2 separate regions of the Homo sapiens genome follow, and region 2 is linked to region 1. Evidence: chromatin contacts called from ENCODE Hi-C data. All regions are on one chromosome and are shown on one strand. Each heading gives the region's core, a stretch centred on a gene start or an enhancer-like site at or near the end of the contact. The rest is flanking DNA. Distances are from core to core; before and after follow the strand shown.

Region 1 (3,660 bases), core at 565-3,064:
ATACATATATATATATATAATATTCCAACTTTCTTAGTCTCTACATCCCAAAATCATTAGATAGTCAAAGCTTCTGTATTTCAAATGTTGGAACATCCAGAAGATTTGGAAGTACAGATGAGGCAGGGGATCTAGGGAGCTCCCTCTCCACCTTACACATTCCAGTCACCACATATTTTCAAAGGACTCCTGAAATTTGCCTAGGATGGGCCTAGGTGGAACTTAATACATACATACATACATACATACATACATGCGCGTGTGTGTGTGTGTGTGTGTGTGTATATATATATATATATATATATATATAAAGAAAATAGAGTTTCTTCCCCCAAGGAGCCAATAATAAATACAGCAAAAGAGGTAATACATCAATTCAGTCTTAACAAATGCCACAGAAAGCTAGCATGTTCCATAGAGTAAGGAAAGGTAGATCACAACTGATTGATACGATCAGTGAATGACTCATGGAGAAGGTAGCATTTTAGCATTTAGGGTCTTAAAATGGGCTTGTTTCAAAAGTTATTATGACATGAGTTACATGGAACATTTTATATTTGCTAATTGGGTAGAACCCGCAATTCAGCAGGTCATTTTCAATATTTCTATGTGTTGCTACTAATGTTAGGGAAAGCTTATTTGAGCAGCAGAGTGAAGACTACAACCCCCATTTTCCACTTTAACCTAATTTTCTTGCCATTATGCCACACTACCTTTCAACTAGTAAAGTATGGGTTATCATATTACTGTTTATATTTTTTCACTTGCCAAATTTTGGAGTCTATCGAAAAATCACATTAACAAAAATAAACCTCCCATCTCCCACTCAGAAAAAAAAAAAAAAGCAGATGAGCAAAGTTGGCAGTGGATTCGCTTTCAAACTATTACTGAACAACATTCAAAAATTCTAATAATTAACATTTCTGAACACTTACTTTAAGCAAGGATCTCCATTAAGCACCTTATAAATGCATCACTTCATTTAATCATCACAACCGTCCTAAGAGGCAGGCTTCTTTTTTTTTTTTTTGACTGAGTCTTGCTGCTGCGGGTCTCGGCTGGAATGCAATGGTGCGATCTCCGCTCACTGCAACCTCCGCCTCCCGGGTTCCAGCAATTCTCCTGCCTCAGCCTCCCAAGTAGGTAAGATTACAGGAGCCCGCCACCACGCCTGGCTAATTTTTGTATTTTTAGTAGAGACGGGGTTTCACCATGTTGGCCAGGCTGGTCTCCAACTCCTGACCTCAGGTGATCCACCCCCCTCGGCCTCCCAAAGTGCTGGGATTACAGGCGTGAGCCACAGCGCCCGGCAGAGGCAGGCATTATAATTAATCTCTTATACAGATGAAGATGCTTAGGTGCATGAAATTAAGAACTTACCCACTATCACCCACGGAAAAAGAGAAGAGTTGGGGTTTGAATCCACGCAAGAGCCCACGCCCTTAATCATTAAGCTACCAAGATATAACTCTGTAGATGGGAAACCATATCTATTAACTGGCTCTGGAATTTTAAAAGGCAATTTTATAAGTTACAAAAATAGATATGGATAATTATTTATTCAATGGAGCTGACTCACAATTCAGAACACCCAATGTGATTTATTCTTTGGTTGGGGAAACAATTATTGATCCGGTGTTGATTCATGTTCTGGAAACCACATGAAAATACCTAAGCAGCCGCAGATGCTGAGCGGAGCTGGGCCAAGTTGGTAAGAACTGCTGGTGGTAGGAGCTCCAGCATAGCGCACAGGGCGGGCCCAGAGAAAGGCGGGCCCATTGTTGGGGGATTCGGCTTCCGGAGGAGGGGACAGCATTCAGGGGTGTACCAGGCCCCAGAGGCAGCGGAAAGGGAGACTGTGGGGAACTAGGAGCAACAGCAGGTACACTCCAAATTCTATTGACGGTTCGAAATTCCCGCTTTCTCCATAGAGATTCCTTTCTTCATATTTCATTACAGTGCTCTGGGTCCATTACAGGCTTTTCTTTTCAGACACCTCTCTCACATCCGCGGGTCCTCGGCCCCCATCCTTTATTTTTGCTAGGCCGCTAAGGACGCTAGAAAGCGATTCGAAACTCCCGCTTTTTCCATAGAGATGCTTTTCTTCTTATCTCCTTACAGTGCTCTGGGTCCATACAGGTTTTTGTCTCAGGCACTTCTCTCACATCCGCGGGTCCTCGGCCCCCATCCTTTATTTCTGCTAGGTCCCTAAGGACACTAGGATGACGGAGAGGGAGCCAGGGGACCCAGGCTTCAGGACTGAGAGTGAATTCTTGAGGGGAGGTGAGGAGGAAAGAGGAGGGACCAGAGCGTGGGGCAGGCGAGCGGCGAAGGACCAACTGTGTGGGGTAGGGGAGAGGACGAGCCCCGGGACTCAAGCCAGCAGACAGGAGGACCCAAAAGGAAACGGAACTGTCACGCTCCTGTGGGGATGGTTGAAGCCAGCAGGCAAGAAGACAAAGAAGGAAATGGGACTTTCACTTGCCTGTGGGGACGGTTGAAGCTGAGCCTTGAAGGTCACAAATCAGTCTCTGCGGCTCACTAAGGAATTTGACAAGCACTGAATCACCAGCTTGACACCGAATTTCACAGGGCAAGACCATATTCACTGAAAGGATCTTGACCTAAGAAATCAGAAGAGCAGGCAATGAAGATACCTAGAAATGAATTGCCTGGCTCTGCCATTATGGCAAAAGGGATATCATGCAACGATAGCAAATGGAATATTAGTGATGGTTTTACAAGGAAATAACAGGGTCTTCTTTGGGGGAAGGAGTTGAGAGAAAATCAAGCTCAAATTTAAATGCATTTATTTCAAGAGCCAGATTCTGAGACAAAACCCTAGTAAAACCTTTTTTATTTAAAAGGTTAGGTACCAAAAAAAAAAGGTGGGGGTGGAGGGAGTTTCCATTAACTACTTCAGATTACTATGTAGCACTATTAAAGAATAACAGTACTATCAAACAGCAATTATTTTTAATTTTACTCCAAAAGGAATTTTACTGTATCATGGGAGGCTATTAACAAATATTTTTCTGCTGTAAGGATCAAGTTTTAACTATTTAAGGGATTTTATATGTAGTTGTGCTTGCATATGTCATACATAAGATAATAATTCGAGATAATAATTCAAGAAACAAAATATACAGCCAAAAATCTGAGATTTAAAAACCATTAATAATTGCTAATGCAAAATATTTCAAAAGAAGAAAATGAGATATCTTGATGAAATAACATATTGTCAAGCAATATCTGTTTTGGTTAACTTCCTTTTAAACAATAATATGCCCCCAAATTGCTTTGAGTAACTACATCAGGAATTTTACTTACATTTTACTTTGGACTAGTTACCGCTTTCACACACCATACATTGGTTCATGTTTTTTCCTCAACCTAACATCCCTGAATTTCAAACTTGTATTTTCCCTTTCTTCTTTGCTATAGAAAAATCTAAAGACAAGTGTCTCATACTTGTTTACATTACATCTGAAGATGTAAACTCATCCAGTCAGAATGGATAAATTGACTTTTGCAAAATAGCCAGCATTTACATTCTGGGATTCTGAAGAAGTTCTTATGATTGATTTCATAGGACTAAAACTGAAACTCTTATTCTTCAGCAGTTAGCTGGCTATCCCCAAAGGTTAATCCCTTATACAA
Region 2 (3,467 bases), core at 408-2,907, 240 kb after region 1:
TTTCTTCCTGGAGGAGCCAAATCCGTCCCATTCTGGATCCTTATTCCAGCTCCTTTCCCTCTGCGAATCGCACTTGGTGGGTCGCGGGGCCCTCAGTAATTAGGGATCACGGATCAGCCAAGAAAAATACAGGTTTTCTTAAGCCTGAAGCCACTGACTTGAGGAGGGAGCGTGGGAGTAATGTCAGTAGCAGTTTTTTATTTCGTTTTCGTTTTTATTTTCTAGTCACTAGGCCACCAAAGAAAGTTCCACCCAACGGCCAGTCGATCCGTCGCAGCGACTCTCTTTTCCCTGAACGGAGGGTTTATGGCTGACACCTCCACTTGTTTCTCAGAGCCGGGGCTGACTGCCGGCTGCATCTTTGAATGGCGACCAAAAAAGACATGCATTTGTCTGGCAAAGTCGCTGGCGTTCGCCTGGTGCCCGCGCTTGCCGGGTCCTAGAGCAGCCAGATTTTCACACCAGCGAGTCCAGCGCCCAGCGCCACTCCGCCTTCGGATCACCGGTTTCTCACATCCGCAGCAGCACTGGCCTGACAGTTTTCCGGTTGCGACAGCGCTAGTTGAGCCAAACAAAACGTTTTCCTGCTTGCTCTGGGCGTCCCATTCTCCATCCGAGGCCTTCTAGTCCCGGTGTCACTGTCGCAGCACCTGGCGTTCGTTAGCTCTTTCACCAGCGGCGCGGAGCGGGCGGTTTTGCTGTCACGGCACATGTGGCACGGAGTTTCTCGGTGGCCGAAACCCTCTTTTTTCTCAGAGTCCAGTTTCTTGGTGACAGCGCTGTTGGTTGCGCCATAAGGAATGTTGTCCTTGACAACCCGCCGGCCGCAGTCATTCGCAAGCTCCAGGCACCGACATTTCGCAGAACTGAGGTCTCTCGGTCTCAGCACAGCTCGTTGCTCGATGCCTCCATTTTCTCGGGGCGACAGCACTCAGGTCGCCGATCTGAGGGATTCGGAGCTTCCCCAGCTGGGGTGAGCCTGGCGTTCCCGGGCGGCGGCGGCGGCGCTGGGCTAGGGGAGCCCGCCGCTCCTCCAAGCCGGTGACAGGGGAGCTGCCCGGGCGCCGTCTCTTCCCAGCGCCGCCGCAGAACCCGCAGAACAGCTCGACCTCCAGAACCCTGTGCTGTGGCGGCGGGGCTGGCGTGTCTGTCGCAGGACCCCGCAGATTCGTCTGTCGTTGGCTTGTTGGTCCTAACAAGTTTCGATTTCAGGGTGCCTGCGTTTCTTTTTCTTTTCTCTTCTTTTCCTTTTGTTTTGTTTTGAGACAGAGTCTCGCCGTGTCGCCCAGCCTGGAGTGCAGTGGCGCGATCTTGGCTCACTGCAACCTCCGCACCCCAGGTTCAAGGGATTCTACTGCCTCAGCCTCCTGAGTAGCTGGGATTACAGGCGCTCGCCACCACGCCCGGATAATTTTTGTATTTTTACTAGAGGCGGTGTTTCATCATATTGACCAGGCTGGTCTCGAACTCCTAACCTCAATAATCTGCCCGCCTCGGCCTCCCAAACTGCCAGGATTACAGCATGAGCCGCTGCGCCCAGCCGGTGACTACGATTTCTATCCCCTGGTTCAAGTCGGGGAATAGCCAAAATGTGATTTCTCAACCCAAGCAAGTACCCACTTAGGACAAACACCAGCCTAGCCCTGGCGGCGATTTCTAGGTCGTAGGAAGTCGATGTTTCGCCACAGAAAGGCTGAGTGACCCTGTGACTCATTTCCCAGCAACTCCGGGTTTCCTGTAGCCTAATCATAACAAACGCAGAGTTAGCCCTGCCTCAAGTTTCTTTTTTCTTTTTCTTTTTTTTTTTTTTTTTTTTTTTTTTTTTGAGACAGAGTTTCTTTCGTCCAGGCTAGAATGCAGTGGCGCCATCTCGGCGATCTCGGCTCACTGCAACCTCCACCTCCCGGGTTCAAGTGATTCTCCTGCCTCAGCCTCCCAAATAGCTGGGATTATAGGCGCCCGCCACCACACCCGGCTAATTTTTGTATTTTTAGTAGAGACGGGGTTTTGCCACATTAGCCAGACTGGTCTCAAACTCCCGACCTCAGATGATCCACCCGCCTTGGCCTCCCAAAGCCTCAAGTTTCTAAGTCGTGGCAAGTTCCGGCTTCCTACTAGTACGGCTTGCTTTAGCTGCGCAGGAGATGTTCAACTCCTGTAGAAATCTGTGTACCAGCGAATGCGATTCATTTAGGTTTAGCGATGACCAGTTTAGCAGTGCCTGGGAGCTCTTACACCAAGGCTAGCTGCGCAACATCAAGTCCCGCCTTAGCTATGTTGGTGTTTTTTAAACTCCCATGGAAGTCAGGAAATGCCGGCAAAAGCGATTTCTGGTTTACGAAGCTCGGTTTGACGATAGCAATTTCCGCCGAACGCGACTTTTTCCTCTTGTGGACCAAGTCGGGATATATCAGCTACTACGATTTTTTAGTCGTAAACAGGTTTAACCATGACTGGGTTTTGTTGGTTTCTTGTTGTTGTTGTTGTTTGTTTTTGTTTTTGTCCTAAGAAATGTAGACTTAGGTGTAACATGTACCGGTTTAGATCTAACAGGGATATCCTAATCACAGAATTGCTTCTTTTGGCAATACTTGTAATTTCTGCTTTGTAGGGTTGGTTCTCTCTAATTTTTGCTTATTTTTAAATGCTCTTTTTGTGTCTTTTGCTCTGAGAACAATGCTACCGGTAGTTTCCAGTGTGTTTGCTTTGCCTTTTTATTTGAATTTTAGAATTTATTATTTTAAAATTTTATCTTATTTAAATGTTATTCATTTTTCTTCTACTAATTTTGAGTATCACAGCTTCGTACTCCTTGACTTGCATTCTCTCAGGAGCTGGGGAGCCAAGCTCGGTCTCCGCTTCGGTGGTTTCAGGTCCCGGGTTCTGTCTGGCGGCTCTGCTTCTAATGCGGAGCTGGCGGTTTTGCAGCAACGCTTTTGCCAGTAGCGCCCACTGAGCGGTTTTTCAGTTGCTGCACCGTTCTTAGCGCCCAACGGAACGTTTCCCGTACGCGGAGTCCATAAGTTGTCTGTGTCGTCACTTTCTCGGTTCTGGCACCGCTAGTATCTCCTAGGAACTTCCTAAACCCGTTTTACGGTGCAGAACGGTAATTGCACCGAGCCTCTGTGCCAACTAGTACTTCCGTAATACCGTTAGCCGGCTCTTTTCCTGTCACAACACATTAAAACGTGTTAAAACACATTAAACGGATTAAACACATTAAACGGATTAAAACACATTAAAACGTCACAACACATTTAAACAGAGTCGGTCCATTCCTCCAGACAGTATGTTTCGGGATGGAAGCACCCCTCCTAAGAATCCGCAGTTTCTTTCTAGCAGCACCGTTATGGCGCCTAAACGGATATTTGTTTGGCAATACCAGCGCTATCCGCTAGGTGCCGGCGCTTGCTGAGTCTCAGCGCCGCCAGATTCTTGCTAGCGAGGTCCAGAGCAGTGCAGAGACC

The links. A loop is a pair of places that touch in the nucleus more often than their neighbours do. Pooled maps may share reads with other maps.
Region 2: a loop to region 1 is called in a map with no recorded cell type, with 4 times the contacts of the local background. The contact joins the promoter of FLJ32255 here to the promoter of CCDC152 in region 1. A Hi-C loop is called at or near these places in 1 of 168 maps with a recorded cell type or tissue (dorsolateral prefrontal cortex), 2 of 37 single-sample maps with no recorded cell type and 3 of 50 pooled maps.

Annotation. Positions count from the first base shown.
Region 1 is chr5:42,755,004-42,758,663 of GRCh38, forward strand. It overlaps CCDC152 (coiled-coil domain containing 152), which reads left to right and starts at 1,815. Exons shown (of 9, transcript NM_001134848.2): 1 at 1,815-1,882. RefSeq lists enhancers at 1,870-2,371, 2,372-2,871.
Region 2 is chr5:42,991,676-42,995,142 of GRCh38, forward strand. FLJ32255 (a long non-coding RNA gene) reads right to left here and starts at 1,658. Exons shown (of 2, transcript NR_104643.1): 1 at 1-1,658. LOC105374746 (a long non-coding RNA gene) reads left to right here and starts at 600. Exons shown (of 3, transcript XR_007058755.1): 1 at 600-3,467. RefSeq lists enhancers at 133-282, 623-832, 1,133-1,262, 1,532-1,826.